Regions from separate parts of the Homo sapiens genome. Here region 2 is linked to region 1. Evidence: chromatin loops called from intact Hi-C (ENCODE). Cell type or tissue: gastrocnemius medialis. All regions are shown on one strand. Links, peaks and the distances in the headings refer to the core of each region. The heading gives the core; the rest is flanking DNA. Region 1 holds the start of IMMP1L (inner mitochondrial membrane peptidase subunit 1). Region 2 overlaps RCN1 (reticulocalbin 1).

The links. Peaks named below come from ENCODE experiments on the same cell type or tissue, not always from the same donor. Only the 100,000 strongest peaks of a DNase experiment are listed, where the experiment ranks them.
Region 2: it touches region 1 in a loop (7-fold over the local background); 8 of 110 quality-filtered maps call a loop at or near these places.

What each region holds. Positions count from the first base shown.
Region 1 is chr11:31,503,555-31,512,687 of GRCh38, reverse strand. It overlaps IMMP1L (inner mitochondrial membrane peptidase subunit 1), which reads left to right and starts at 3,066. Exons shown (of 6, transcript NM_001304274.2): 1 at 3,066-3,169. ELP4 (elongator acetyltransferase complex subunit 4) reads right to left here and starts at 2,921. Exons shown (of 10, transcript NM_019040.5): 1 at 2,681-2,921. The coding sequence starts at 2,903. RefSeq lists enhancers at 2,617-2,906, 2,039-2,928. In gastrocnemius medialis, for the core only: no CTCF peak of the experiment used is centred there; a DNase peak (open chromatin) is centred at 2,997; H3K4me3 peaks cover 2,701 bases; H3K27ac peaks cover 1,731 bases.
Region 2 is chr11:32,098,315-32,105,498 of GRCh38, reverse strand. RCN1 (reticulocalbin 1) reads right to left here. Exons shown (of 6, transcript NM_002901.4): 3 at 6,971-7,149; 4 at 4,891-4,951; 5 at 2,019-2,218; 6 at 1-1,134. The coding sequence ends at 1,027. Among named protein-coding and RNA genes, the nearest start is that of RCN1, 11 kb to the right of the region's middle. In gastrocnemius medialis, for the core only: no CTCF peak of the experiment used is centred there; no DNase peak of the experiment used is centred there; H3K27ac peaks cover 1,392 bases.

The sequences.
Region 1 (9,133 bases), core at 1-5,000:
ATCTTTCCTTTTCCAAAATATAAGTGTTATTTACATACAGTGTCCTCAAATAACAATATAAATATCCCAGAAGGGCAAGGTTGAGAACATGGGTTAGATAATCTGGGAATTTAAACAATTTTAATGTAGCTAACTTGGGAAATGTATATCAATATCTCATAATACAATTAGGTTGTCAGAACAAAAACATTATATATTAGGTCATTTGAAAAATGCAGATATTGAAAATTTTCAAATTCATGAAATGCTTTGGAATAAGTAATGGAATTATCAGTGTATCATCAAATGACTAACAATTAGCATGTATGATGCCTTTCAAATATATTTTGCATCCATGTTTAAAATTACAATGACGTCACGGTGGCAGTAGTAAAATGTCACCGTACTACACGGAAGCTATAATATTTACTTGTTACACAGTAACCACATAATATATTCAGGCAATAATCACAATATTACAGTATAGTTTTACCGTTCTAACACCATAACATCCTATTATCATTACCTTTTGTCACAATATAGTCATATTAGGCTTGTCGCAACTTGAGTCAAATAACATTTTCAAGTAATAACATAGTCTAAACTGCTTATACAGAAAATCAGATACAAAAATGTCATTAAGAGGTTAAAACTAAAATACTTCTGGACATATTTATTTTTCAAGATGTAGTCAATTCTATTATAACCTCTTCAACTTTTGTGCACTTTGAGAATTCACTGCATACATGCAAAATATATTTCAAAGTATTCAACAACCAATACTGTTTCTACCATCTTAATGAACAGTAATTTTTAGCATAAGCTTGTTACACTTAAATACCCTACTCGAGTCTCCCATTCCAAGCAAATACGGAAACTTTAAAAATTACTGTTCAAGTTTGTATCTCTGAAGAAACACGTATAGAAGGTGCTTTGGGTTCTCTTTTTGGTGGGTACTTTAAGAGACGATAGTTAAATCATTAATCCGAGGTTCAATAAATGGTCAAAACCCCTGGAAAGAATACGTAAAAATTTCAGACAGCGGTAGCCTAGTGCAAAGAGCACTAAATTTGAAGCCTAACAATCAGTACACATGGTCACTGGTTTTGTGAGACTGTTCATATCACTTAATTTGTTTTTAGAGCTCAAACATGAAACTCCATTCTACATGTTTCATAATTTCTTGTCTCAGTTTTTTTCTACACATTATTTTTCTTGTATTCAACAACTTACTGAGAATCTACTAAGTGCCAGGAGGTACACTAGGAACATTTTGTTATTCTAATGAGGAACTGAAGACATTATAATAGAAACATAACCTTTTTGTTTGGAAAGTTTTAGTATCAAGTAAATGAAGTTACATATCCCATTGAATTAAAAAATATATAAGGCCTAGAAATAGCTACCAAACTTAAAGTTCAAATGTAAGAGGATATCAACTGAGGCTCACAAGGGAAAAACGGTGGACTATATATTTGCTAACTAGATATTTTGAATCACTTCTATTTACAGTACCATGCAACTCAGGAGGAAAATATATTTGAAACAATTAAGTGAAAAATACTTAAACTTATCTAGAAATAACCGGAAAATGAAATGAGAGAATCAAGAAGCCATACTCTTTCTCATAGGTTGCTGGTCTTCTTACTTTCTCTGCACTAAACCTATGAAAAGCCTACTTTGAGGGGAAAATAACCGAAAGAAATGTCAAACGAAGTACAAGAACAAGCAATGAGTTATATTTTATGAAAGTGTACAAGATTTAACAGACACATATCACACACTATGAAAAAAGTTATGTAAACACAGACGGGGTTTTAATGAAACAGCATTCAGAAATTAATCTAGAAGCTTTATTAACACAGCAAATCTGTCCTACCAACTTAATCTGGTCATTCCTTTGAATATAACAGTTATGAAACAAGCATATTCTTCAGCAGGCTTCTCATAAAAAATTCCAGAGATTTTAAAGGAAAGCCTAAGAACTAGACTTTTCTCGTTAAAATGTGAGTTAAATTTAAAGATGTCGTATGGAATGTAGCAGCAATCAATACTGGGAAGCAAAATGTATATAGAAAAAATAAAAAATATATACACAGATTTAACGCAGACACTATCTAAATATCAACGACAGGCTCAAAATACTTTATAAGGATTATGTGTCAACATAAGCCTTTAACATTCGCTCTCTTAAAGCCAAAATGTTTTAAGATTTAGAACCAGAGAACAGGCAGTCTGACGGTCAAAGAGGGGAAATCATTTTTTTCCAGCATCTTCTAATGAAGTCTGTCTCTCACAATTATAAAAACTTTTGCAGGCTGGTCTAAACCGTGAGCTGCCTGGAGAAAGCAGAAGGGAGGTATCCTGAATGAAAGCCAAACCATCTCCATAAATTAATGTCTTCCCTTGACTAGAAAGCATTTCAGGGTAAAAAGCATGTACGAATTCCTCCGTAATATGAAAAGGGGTTGGAGGGCAGGGAATGAAATAGAGAGCGAGGGCACTAAAACATGTTTAGTTAACAGCGCTCAGAAGTCTCCACACAACCCGTATTCCCCTCCATCTCAATCAGACCAGGCTATTCTCTCCTCCTCCGAAGGTTTAGGGGTCAGAAAGAGATGTGGGGTCAAAGTGGCTTCCCCGACAGGTCCCCTCCCTAAGTTTCCCCTCGGCTGAGCCCAGATCTCCGCTCTGAACCGACCTAAGAGCTGGTCTAGGGCTGGGAGCCCGGTTGATACCAGCAGCTGTCCATTCCGCACCGACGGTCGCGTGCCCGCAATGGACACCAGTCGAGGGCCGCTGTCGTTGGTCACGCTGGCTCTAGGACCCCTCCTCTGGAAACTGGTGACGTTGCTCTTGCTGGCTGTCGCCACTGCAGACCCAGTACTCGCGGCAACACTACCGCAGGTTGCCACTGCCGCCATCTTAGAGCCTCCAGTGTTAACCCAATAGGAACTCTGGGAACGCAAACACCCGTCCTATCAGAACCAGTGCCAAACTCCCGCCTCCTCGCCCCAACCGCGGCTCTCGTAACCAATAGGACTGAGACGTCAGTCCCGAGCCAACCAATCGGAAGGCGTATTGCTGAAAAGTGCGCCCTACGAAAGGACGGTCGACTTCGGCGGGGCCCAGGTGAGAAAGGCCCACCTGTGTCCTGGTTGAGGGTCTCCAGGGTTCTTTGGGGCCCGAGGTAGGTAATATCACGTAACGTTCTTCTCCTTTTGAGTGCCTTCATTCACATTGAGTTAAAGAAAAGGTTGGTGAAACAATAAACCCTTAGGGCTTATCAAGCAATTGCTAGCACCTTTCTCCGCTGTGTGTGAGGATAGACTTTTTTCCTGCTCATTTATCTTCTGATTTCTGATAGAAAATTCACTCCGCCTTCCCCACGATGTCTTTTTCTTAATTTTGTGTTATATGGAAAGGATGGGATCTCTTACCTTAATGAGTTGGTTGCTGAGCGTCTGGGCTTAGTTCGTTAGTGCCTAGTGGTAGGTGGTTTGGAATTAAACCTTAGAGCGAAAACTCTTGAACTTTGAGGCTATCTGGTTTTCCTGTGTCTGACAAACTATAGCTCTCTGACAAGTTCCGATAAGAAGCTTTTGTTAATTTTAATTAGTGTTTCTGGAAGTCTTGGATGTCTTTCCTAAGCGGTGTAAATGACAAGTGTTACTCTGACAACCTTGTTCACACATTTAATTGTCGTTTGCTGTTAAAGCAGCTGCAAATAACAGAAAATACTTAGGGTTTCTTTCCCCCAAAAAACTGCTAGGAAGAATTAGAAGTATACCTACTTTATTTTATGAACCCTGAATCGAGAGTTTATTACTAAAATACCAATTTTATGTGTGGAAAAAACATGTATTTTGAGTTGTATTTTTGTATTTAATTTTTTTTTCAAAACTGAGCAGGGACAGTGGGTAACTGATGTTTAAAGGCAATCATGATTGACAAATGTCTAAATTGAAAAGGACTCCCAAATCATTACCGCACTACTGAGTTATTGACTTTGACAGTGATCTGTGATACCTTTTAATTAGAGCCAAACCTCATTGAAATTCTTGCCATCGAATTGTTTTAAATCTCACTGACCTGTTGAAATTTTTGGGCTGATTCTGTTTGATAAATTGAAATTAGTATTGCTAAATAGTGACTGGAGTTTTTCATTTGGGGAGGATTTTTGTTTGTTTGCTTGTTTTTTAGAATCATGTTTAGGAAAAAACCCTGTTTCACAATATATCAACTGGAAAGCTTTGATCAAGGTTGCTTTCATATTGAATCTTTAAGTTACTCAATAAATAGCTGTTGAGTGATTACTGTCTGTTTGGACTTAATCTTGTCATTTTAGACCTATGGTAATAAAAATGGTCTCACCTGGAGGAGATAAAATTAACACATAGAAAACAACATAGTACTTAAAATGAACACATTAAATAGCATGTGCTAATTTTATCCTGTAGTAAATAAGCACTAGGAAGACCAAAAGAAAAAGTGACAAAGCAGTCCAATATCAGATAGAAACGTCTTGAATTTTTTTTTTCTTCAACTTTTGTTTTAGGTTCTGGGCTTCATGTGCAGGTTTGTTACATAGGTAAACGTGTGCTGTGGTGGTTTGCTGCACAGATCAACCCACCACCTCGGTATTAAGCCCAGCATCCATTAGCTATTCTTCCTGATGCTCTCTGTCCCCCCACCCCTACAAATATTTTTGATGCTGTGAACTTTTTGAAATGCTACATATAATTATTATTTTTTGACAGATGGCATTGTTTTGTGTACCTCATGATGCTATGAAGTGTATGTACATTCCGGAATCGTTAAATCTAGCTAATTAGCAATGCATTACCTCACATAGTTATCATTTTTGTGGTAAGAGTACATAACATCTACACTGTTTACATTTTTTTAAAGAATACAATATATGATTATTAACTATAGTCAGCTTGCTATAAATTCATGTTATATAATAGATTTCTTGAAATTTATTCCTCCTATCTAACTGATATTATGTATCTTTGACCAAATTCTCCCCATCCCCCCTGCCAACCATCCTGGCCTCTGGTAAACACCATTGTACTCTCTGTGCGATGAACTATTAGATTCCACCTATGAGTAAGATCATGTGATATTTGTCTTTCTGTGTCTGACTTATTTCACTTAACATAATGGTATAATTCGTTTTTATAGGCTTCTGTATTACATATTCCCTTGTTTCCTACTGTATTTACTTAACCCTTTAGATTTCCCAAGATGATGATAGTGGTGCTTTGTTTGCCTCATTACTAGAACTGAAGAATTATTTTCCAACTTTGACTTGGACTATAATTCTGGAAAGATGATCTATATACACACCAGAGTATTCATGAAATTAGGATATATATCTGGTATAACACTATCGTAGGATAAATATGCTTTTGTTTTTTTTTTCTGAGACGGAGTCTAGGTGTGTTCCCCGGGCTGGAGTGCAGTGGCGCGATCTCGGCTCACTGCAAGCTGTGCCTTCCTGGGTTCACACCATTCTCCTGCCTCAGCCTCCCGAGTAGCTGGGACTACAGGCGCCCGTCACCACGCCCTGCTGATTTTTTGTATTTTTAGTAGAGATGGGGTTTCACCGTGTTAGCCAGGATGGTCTCAGTCTCCTGACCTCGTGATCCGCCCACCTCGGCCTCCCAAAGTGCTGGAATTACAGGTGTGAGCCAGCGCGTCAGCCAAATATGGGTTTTTTGTTTGTTTGTTTTTTGTTTTCTTTTTAGACGGAGTCTCGCTCTGTTGCCAGGCTGGAGTGCAGTGGCATGATCTCGGCTTACTGCAACCTCCGCCTCCTGGGTTCAAATGATCCTCCTGCCTCAGCCTCCTGAGTAGTTGGGACTACAGGCATGCACCACCATGCCCAGCTAATTTATGTATTTTGAGTAGAGACAGGCTTTCACCATGTTGGCCAGGATGGTCTCAATCTCTTGACCTTGTGATCCACCCGCCTCGGCTTCCCAAAGTGTTGAGATTACAGGTGTGAGCCACCGCGCCCAGCCGCCTTTTTTTTTTTTTTTTTTAACAAAGATAAAATCTTTGCTCCCAAATAATTTCAAATTCTTGAACTTACCAGCAAGTAGCAGAGTTGAATATAAAACACGAGAATAAATAAAGTATTCATGGAAAGGAAGAGTTAAAAGTTATATGTTGGCTGGGCACAGTGACTCATGCGTGTAATTCCAGCACTATGGGAGGACGAGGCGTGCAGATCACAAGGTCAGAAGATCGAGACCTTCCTGGCTAACATGGTGAAACCCCGTCTCTACTAAAAAATACAAAAAAATTAGCTGGGCATGGTGGCGGGCTTCTGTGGTCCCAGCTGCTCAGGAGGCTGAGGCAGGAGAATGGGGTGAACCCGGGAGGCAGAGCTTGCAGTGAGCCGAGATTGCGCCACTGCACTCCAGGCCTGGGCGACACAGCGAGACTGTGTCTCAAAAAAAAAAAAAAAAAAAGTTATATGTTTAGGTGCGTTCTTAATTAATTCTTTATGAAGGACATACTAAATTCTAGGAAGTGCACCAGAGCTCAGGTTACAGGAGAAAAAAATACTGTGTCAGTACTCTTTGAGTTCACAGTTGGGGAAGATACGTGGGCAAATAGGTCAATAAAGTACAGTTGATCCTTGAACAGTGTGCGGATCAGGGGTGTCGACCCCCACACCCGTGTAGTTGAAAACACGCATATAACTTTTGACCCCTCCCAAACTTAACTGCTAATAGTCTACTTTTGACTACTGGATGCTGTACCAATGACATCTGTGGATTAACACATAATTTGTATATGTATTATGTACTGCATTCTTTCCATAAAGTAAGCTAGAGAAAATGTTAATCAAATCATAGGAAGAAAATATATTTGCCATGCATTAAGTGCAGGTGGATCATTATACAGGTCTTCGTTCTGACATTTTTCATGTTGAGTAGTCTGAGCAGAAGGAGGAAGAGGAGGGGTTGGTCTTGTAGTCTCAAGGGTGCCAGAGACAGAGAAGGTGGGAGGGGAGGAAGGAGAGGTAGACGCAGTCAATATAGCTTTATGGAAATACATACTAATTTGTCTGTTTTGCTTTTTCAGCTCTCTAAAAATGTTTTTGTACAGTACCATTTCTTCCACTGTTTGCTTTAGTTTTAGTATCTGTGTTATAATAGGGGTCCATGTCAGAAGAAGTCACAGCAGTCTTGAATAACTGGAAGACTTCTGCCAGATTGCCTAATGTCAGTTTGTTTTCTGGCACTGCTTCTTCTACTTCTTTCTCATCATCTGGCACTTGTTTGGAAGCATTCATCTCCATCAAGTCATCTTCTGTTAATGCCTCTGGTGTGGTGTCTGTTAACTCTTGAATTTCTCCAAGGTGCCTATCTTAAACAACTATTCCCTCCCGACGTTTTTTATTTTTTATTTTTTCCATGTCCACAATGTTTCCCATAACTTCCTTGATTGACTGTTGTAAATCCTGCAGGAAACCACTTTGAGATACACCAGAAAACATATAATGAACATGGTAGGCAACCAGCACCTTCTGATACAAGTGGACACCTCTTCAGTTGTTTTTTCAGTGGCTTCACTAGCCCTGGAGTCCATATCACTGTTGTGTCTGTGCAGGTAAAGCATATAGCAGAGATACTGTGAAGGTTCACTACGGGGCCTGCTGGTATTCTGGCAGCATGATTGAAGGAATGAATACTAAGGTCATGTCTACACAGAGGGAGTTCCTCAACCTCCGGTAATTCCTTTTTTGCCTCCTTCCTGTCATTATACTCACAAAGAGAAACTATAGTCCTGAGTTGTAGCACCACAGATTTCTTTTACCTGTTTTTCTACTTCTCTACTTTTATTATACTCTCTACTTCTGTGAGATCAACTATTAGATTCCATTAGATCCACTATTAGATTCCATGTTTGACTTCTTTTGCTTAACATTATTTTTGTGAAATGATCCTTGTTAATGTGTGTCGTTGTGGCTGATCTATTCTTATTGCTGTATAGTATTATATAAATGTATTATAATTTATTATGTGTTCTACTGTTAGAAGGGATTTGGATAGTTTCCCATTTGTGGCCATTTCTTCAATGCAATTGTACCAGTTTATACTCTTACCAGTAGTATTTGGGAATGGTTGTTACTTCTCATCCTTATCAACACAATGTTTTTCTTCTTTCATTTCAGCTATTCTCAGAGGGTTGTGGTATGGCATTGTCATTTGGATTTGAACTGACGAAGTTGAGCACCCGTTTATATGCTTATTGGCCATTTGGGTAACCTCTTTTGTGAAAGGGTCTATCCATGTTTTTTAATTTTACAAATTTGGATTGTCTGCCTCTGTCCCATGGATTTGTAGGAGTTCTTTTATATTTTGGATAAGAGTTCGTTTCCAAATAAATTCATTACAAATATCTTCTATCATTCTGTAGCTTGCCTTTTCATTTTCTTATCTTTTGATTTCAGTCAAAACATATTCTGACTTAACAATTTTTTCTTAGTGGCTGGTGCTTTATGGCTATGTTTGCCTACTCCAAAATTTCGAAGATGATCTCCATGTTTTTTTTCCTAAAACCATTGATGTTTTACTTTTAAATATTTATGTCTGTACTTTATTGGAATTGACTTTTTTGTGTTTGGTGTGAGGCAGCGGTAAAGATGTGTTTATTTTTCCTGTATTGGTATCCTATTGACCTAGCACCATTTATTGAAAAAATGATTCTTTCCTTGCTATATCGCATCATCACTTTTTTAATAAATAAAGTCACACATAAATTAGGCAGATTTCTTTCTGGACTTTCCATTGGTTAGTGTGTGTCTTCAGGTTCTTCAGAAGGCTGGCTTTCTTTCTCTCAGAATTTGAGCCACACTGTACTGTGGGGACCTCAAGTTAAATCAGTAAAAATGGGAAACTCACCCTGTGGCAATTCCTTCTCACCTAAGTTGACTACCCAGCAAAATCTGTTTGCTTCTATTAAATCTGTAGAGCCTTCACATAATTGATTTTTGTGTATTGTTCAGAGTTTATAGTTGTTGTCTATGGTAGGATTGGTCTGTCATAAGCTTACTTTGCCATACTGGAATGAGCTCTTCCTATCCTTTTGTGACTGTAGTGATTTCTTCTTTTATTTATTGCTGATAAATAAA
Region 2 (7,184 bases), core at 10-5,009, 590 kb before region 1:
CCTTACAAGGTGAAATTTCAATCTGTACAGGTTGTGTCTGCCAGTTCAGTCCACAGCTCAGAGTATCACCTTGTCCTCATTCCATGGTATAAGCTGTTGCGGGGGGACAGGTCTGCGGGTCGTGGATTCACTGGACTGGATGGGACATGATCCAGAACTCCGCTCCGTTTGGCTTCCCAAGGATCCCACCAACTCATTCTAATCAGTGATCACTGAGGAAATGCATTGTATTCCTATTCACTATTTCAAAGATCAGGCCTACCTCATTGGCATATTAAGAAAGTTTTCTCAAGTATATTTAGTGTTTATCATTTTACTATAGTTCTTCAAATGTCTGACATTCATCTTTTCCCTACCTCTAAATTCCTTTCTTTTTCACATTATCTTTCTTGATTGCTTTTTAATAGAAAAACAAACAAAGACATGGATTTACTGTGCATATTAGCAGATCCATACTGGAAAATGCATGGAGGTTTCATATACACCACTTACAGTAAGTAATAACTCAGAGTATAAAGTCGAAAAGAAAGAATCTGAAATATTAGACTTGTTCTGAAATAAGCTTACCTAGGATGATACCACTTTCGCTTAATCAGAATTTCCCCTTTCCAACTATTTAACAGTGGCAAATATAAAAAATCTGGTAGTTAAAATACACAGCAGTCACTTCATATTACTGCCTCCCTCAACCCACTCACCTTCTGAAGAACAGGGCTTTTTCAAGTTTTGTTCCCCTTTAAGTTTTAATAGAAAAAAAAAAGTTTTAAGTCATGTTGTACCAATATATCCCCAGAAAGAATTGCAATTTACCAAGGTTTTCACGTGTTTTGAGAGAAATCTTACTGAAAGACTAGTGATGTCCATTTTCCAGTAAATACTGAGCGAAAAACAATTTTTATACCCCAATCTGAGGTATAAACTTGCTTTTTGTGGGATCACAACTGCTGTAAATTAGACAATTGTAGCAACAATCCAAGACAATAACAGAATGCCTATGACAGTCTGCCATATTCTGGTGAGTGTCTATCAAAGCTCATCATGATTTTTTGTGAGATCTTCCCCGTAATTGGTAGCTTGGCTTCCGACAAACATGTTCCAGTTCTCCAATATTTCCTCTTTAGTTAGCTTCTCATCCTATAGAAGAGATCAAAGAGCACTGTCATGGAAGCTCTGGTAACTGTACTAGTTCTGTATGATGTTCATGTCATTTCACTGATGTACAACATTTAAAATACTATATTTAGTAATCCAGAAGCTACTGGGCACCTCCTTCATCTACCATGACTGCATTGCAAAACTCCAAATCGGAACAGCCTCTTGCTATAAAAACCGTGCTAACGTGTCAGGGAAGTCCCCGAGTAATTCAGAAGCTAGAATCCATTTGTGCCCACAAGCAGTGTTGGTCTTCCCAAAATAGGCCCTCAAGAATGCCACTTTCCTCTTACAGCCTCGCTGCCTAAACTGACTGTTGGCATAACCTGAGAATTTGGGGGCAATCAGCAAAGTGGGGAATAGGCAGGACATTTTTCTAAATGTATTGATTTGTTTATTTGGATGTTTATCAATAGATACCGAAGTACTAGGCATTAAAGCCAGAAACCTGAGCTTGCCTGAGGATGTCTGGGCTTTAATGGGATGGGCTTCCTTGTTCCTGACACCTCACAGATGTTTGATAAGTATTTGGTGACAATGAATGGATAAATAAGCTGATCCTAGGGCAACACGGGGTATACTTCTTAAATCGTGTCCTGCCCACAAAGTTCTGCAATCTTAGGAAATGTGACTTAATGTAAGTCTGTGGCTCACAGCTGACTTTCCAGGAAAGTTGGGGCCTAATAATTTTACTGTGGGTTATCACGGTATTAGCTCAAGTTTACAGGTCTCCACTGTAGGACAAGAAGGAAAAGTCAATAAAGACATGGCCACATGGGTCAATGCTATCGCCGAAAAAGCAAACAAAACCGATCTTATGTAAACTGTCTCCCTTCAATCAGTGATTCCAGAAGAATGGGAAATACCTTGTTTTTGTCTGATTCATATACCAGATGCCTGGCCTCAGCCTGTGCATGATCATAATCTTGAGGGAGGATCCAGTGGCGAATCTCATCTTTGTCTAACTTCCCGTCCTTGTTCAGATCCCGGAATTCGTTAAACTGCTCCCGTTCTGATAAAACCCAGTCTGGCTCAGGGCCATTCTCCTCATGGGAAAACATATCCGCTAGAAGGGAAGGTTATTGTTGGTTACAAAGGAAAGTGGGAAGGTAAACCTCCCCCACCCCCATAAAACAAACTTGACCTCCTGAGCTTTAGGAAAGGCGACAACCAATCCAGAGACCTAACTCAAACAGCTGGTAGGCAGCTTCTTGGGGATAATGATGCAGTAATTTATTCATGATGAAGGCCATGTGGTGGAGTAGAAAGAACTGAGTTTAGAAGCCAAAAGATAAATCCCGGCTTTTGACTTAGTTCAGTGACTGAGCCTGAAGTTTCCTTGTCTGTAAAATGGAGATGATAATTTATAAATCATGGGGCTATTATGATCAAATGTGCCATTTTGATGTAAAAGCCCTCTACAACCCAAACTGGCACTACATAAGCGAAAACTAATAATAATGACTAACATTGAACACTATGGTCCAGATACTGTATAAAGTGTTCTACACACAGTTTTCATTTGATTTTCACATAACAGCCTTACAAAGTGAGTGCTGTTATAATTCCCATTTTACAGATGAAAACAATGAGGTAAAGTCTTACCCAATGACCCACAGCTCATATGAGCTGGAGGCTGCACAGGAACATGGTCACTCTGCTTTCAACCCAGAGTCTTAGCCACTGTGTTTAGTACTATTGTTTATATCATTTCCAAAGGGCTTTCACTTGTCATTATATTTCATCCTTATAACAATTCTACAAGATGGGTCATTATCCCCATTGTACAAAATGGCAAGGAAAAGAAAAAGGAAACGTTTTTGCATTGTGTGTGTGTCAGTAGCTCTTGGAAAAGAGAGATACCCTGCAGGCAGTTTCTCTGTCACGGAAGCAGAGCTTGGAAATGTCAGGTGGTGAATGAAGCAGGTAGTAAGTGAAGGAAAAAAAAAGACAAGACCCTTGACTACAAGGTAGACCCCTAACTGACATGTCTACATTGTTTTTGAGAAAGAGTTGTAATATGTATTAGCTAATTCGAGCTTCATCGAATCCTGTAAAAATGGGCTCACTTTTTTTCCCCCATTTTACAGATGAGGAAGCTGAGGTTTGAAGCCATTACATGATTACCCCAGGGTCACACAGCTAATTGGTGAAGGTAGGGTTCCTAATTCCAGTGCTCTTCCTACTACCACCCCCCACCACACACTTTCCACTTGGTGCCGCTTGAAGAGAAGCCTCCCCGAGAAGTGAAATGACGAGTCAATACATTGGGTTTCCTCTGCCTGTGAGTCACTAGGTATTCGATTTTCAAGCGCAACGCCTCCACCTCCCTCTCCCTATTCACTGTAAAGAATGGGATGCTTCTTTTAGGCAAAGCCACTCAAAGAGTTCTGCCTCTGACTTTGCACCATTTCAATGCACAGTTCCGGAGGGCTGGGCAGAGCGCACACTTTCAATCAAAAGCACTACATTGTTTGTTTTGATCATGCAGTCTTTGCTGTCAGTCTCATTTCATCCCCAGTGCCACAGTAAGAGGTCTGCGCCTCCGAACGTGACCCTCGCACGTGGACCCAGCAAGAGGAAGGCTCAACTGCTTGCTCTGATGAGGGAGCTGTCAGCATATGTTATTCTATCAGGGTAGTGCCACCAAGATCACTTTAATTACTGTGGCGAGAGCTACCTTGTCTGTTACCAATGACACACAAGGAACAGTGTTTGGCTCATGATCAAACATAATTTCTAATGATTAGAGGAAAGTCTGCTCTTCATTGCTGAAGGCACTTGTTCTCGTGTCTGGGATGGCAAAGTAATACAACCACAAAACCAGAGACAGCAACTCAGGCTCTGAGTTTTACATTTAAAGGTAATTAATGGCTTTGATTAAAAATCTGTACAAAAATTATACATATTTCATTTCTCTTTTCATAGGTCAACACCTAAACCAAATGATTTTCCAGCTTTTACTTTATTGAGACTTGGGAAAAGAGCTGCCATGAGAAGGGAGCCTGCAGCTGGAGCCATGTGCCATAGCAGGTGGTGAGGATCAAATGGAATTGTCCTTGTTGCCTGCTCTAGTCCTTTCTAGCGGGGGGTTGGGCTGGGGGGGATTTGGGGCTACCAGGAAGGGCTCTAACCAGCAATGGTGGGTTCAGACCCAAATACATTAATTTGACACTATAGGACTCCCATCCAAAGGATGGGAAACGAGGGGCACAAAATGAGCATATTATTGGGCAATTGTGCACTCTGTAAAGCATTTATCTTTCTAAGAAGAATGCCTTTCTGCAAAGTGCTCAGACACATAAACAGTTCTGTTAATCACAGCTGCATCTACTCAGAGTTTCTAGGCTCCATTGACCCAGTCCAGTTTTAGAGGCTTTGCCCTGACACTGTCTCCTCTATCTTCACTGTAAATCTATGGGATCTCCAATGTCCTTTTGCAAAGGTAAAACTAGGCAGTGTGATGAAGGGCACCTCTCAGAGTCATGGGGCCAACTGTTGGCCAGCCTTGTGTAGGGCCAGCCTTTTCATCTCTTCTCCACTGAATGAGGCCTAATAATACTTCCCTGATACTACATCACTAGGGCTGATGGGACAAGCAGGCTGGAAGCTCCCAGGAGTGACGTATAGACTTGCAGCTGTTGCTAAAAGAGACGTCTGGGGAAAGTAGCCAGACGTGTGGGTGGGGTCATGTGGCCCAGTCAGGACAGCTGAGCAAGACTCTAGGTCAGTACTCACCAATATACTCATCCTGATCCACAAACCCATCCCCGTTCTTGTCGATGTCCTCCAGGGTTTCCTAGGAAGCAAAAGGTAAAACAGAATGCAAGATGGCCATGTGCTCTAAGAAGTCTGAGAATTCTATTGTCCTCATTTGTCCAGCTTTTACGGCTGAATGCTTGGTGACTTCTGGCTCATCGCCTTACTTCCCTGGGAACTAGTTTTTTATCTGTAAAAAACAGGCAATAGTTTCTGTTCCTAATCCCCCACCCCAGTTTCCAGAGCAGAATGCTTTCTTCAAAGCAAGCAAGATGTACCTGTAACCCCAGAGGTGCTCTGACGATATCAGGAGGCCCTGCCAGGCCAACTAACTCCACCATCCAGCCAAAACACCCACTGGGGAACATGCGAGAAACCCAGTGTGAGAACCACTGGATTAGATGACCACAAGAATAGACTCTAGTGCTAACAGGACTATGAATACTGAGTTGGTGTCAAGAGAAATGTGAAACAGTGGGCAACTAAAAAATAAAAGTATATCTGACTTTTTGATGTATTGTGCTCTGTATTTAGTATACTTGACCTCTTATTCAGTATTTTTTGATTGGGTCAATAATTAAATGAGTTTACTGTTCATTGGCACAGCAACTCAGAGGCATCCTGGGTCAAACCAAAGAGCCAACCTGAGAGCAGAGAGCCACTCCCAAAGGCTCGTAGTCTACTCGGGATCATTCACCACCTGCACTGTCCTCTGCCACATTAGCTAACACTACATGAATGTTGAGTGGTAAAGAGAAATGATTCTTGGAGCCACTGCCCAGTCCTTACAGTCATGGCAGTCAGGAGGATGAAGCATGAGTGGACCCTTCCACCACCTGGATAACTAAAACCATCCACAGCTCGTGTAAACAAAAGCTCTAGCCATCTGTTTCCCAGGATTGAAACAGTTGGAACTGGGTTGGTGCATCTGCCCAGGAAAACAGGTGATGGCATTTATTTAATTGTCATGGAAAATGAAGACATTTGGGACCCAACAAGACACTACGGAAAGCAACTACATTCTGAGGCCTTACAAGCATAGTCATTCCTCAAAGCCTAGGGCCTGATCCACCCACCCTCCAAAGACCCACCCGCTAAGGGTAGCATCTCTTCCAGCCATAATTTTTACTTTACATTTCCATACAGTTTTAACAATCCAATTCATTCCATTTCTGAGTCTTTTTCCAAGTCCCTTAAAATTGAAAAATGGGGCAGAGACTAGCTAGTTGCTCACTTAAGCCATTTGCTCTTTCTTTTTTTTTTTTTTGAGAAGGAGTCTCACCCTGTCGCCCAGGCTGGAGTGCAATGGCACGATCTCGGCTCACTGCAACCTCCGCCTCCTGGGTTTAAGCGATTCTCCTGCCTCAGCCTCCCAAGTAGCTGGGATTACAGGCACATGCCACCATGCCTGGCTAATTTTTTTTGTATCTTTAGTAGAGACAGCATTTCAACATATTGGCCAGGCTGGTTTCAAACTCCTGACCTCATGATCCGCCTGCCTCGGCCTCCCAAAGTGCTGGGATTACAGGCGTGAGCCACTGTGCCTGGGCCCCATTTACTCTTTCTAGGCACGTATCTAAACTGTATTTCCCAGCCTCTTCATATCTAGGAGGGACCAGTGGAACATACGTGAAGGGGATGTGTCATTCCCTGGCCGGAAGAGTAAACAAAGACTGTATCTTCTCATTCCCTCTCTTTTCCTTTGTCAGCCAGCTGGGTGTTGCCAGGATGACTTTGAAGCTACAAGATGGCAGAGCACAAGCAGGAGTGCTTAGAGGAGAACTGGGTACCCAACTGTGCTCAGAGAACAGCCCAGGAGGTCCATCTGGCTGGAACAAGCTTTGCTAGTGTTAAATGGCTACAACTGGGGGCTATCTGTTACAGCAGCCAGCCTGACCTGACTAATTTTCTGGGTAGACGGGGATTCCAACAAACTCTACTTCAGAGTCCTTCTCCAATTCCCTTCAGGCTGAAAAATCTTCTCTCTTTGGAAGAGACAAGATTTGGAGGCAGTTTTCTCCCTGGTCTCTTCCCAGCCCAGACTCTTCACTTATCTTACCAAAACCACAATTTCCTTCATATGTTCAAACTCTTCAGGATGCAGAAAGGCAGTGAACTCCTCCCGAGTAGCTGTCAGGTCACCATTGAGGTCTGCAGCTTTGAATCTTCTCTCATCACGTGGCAGCATCTTTTTAAAGGTGTGATGATCTGAAGAATCATGAAACTCTGCGGGGTTTCCTGCAGGATGTATGTATGCAGAAATGTTTTTAAAC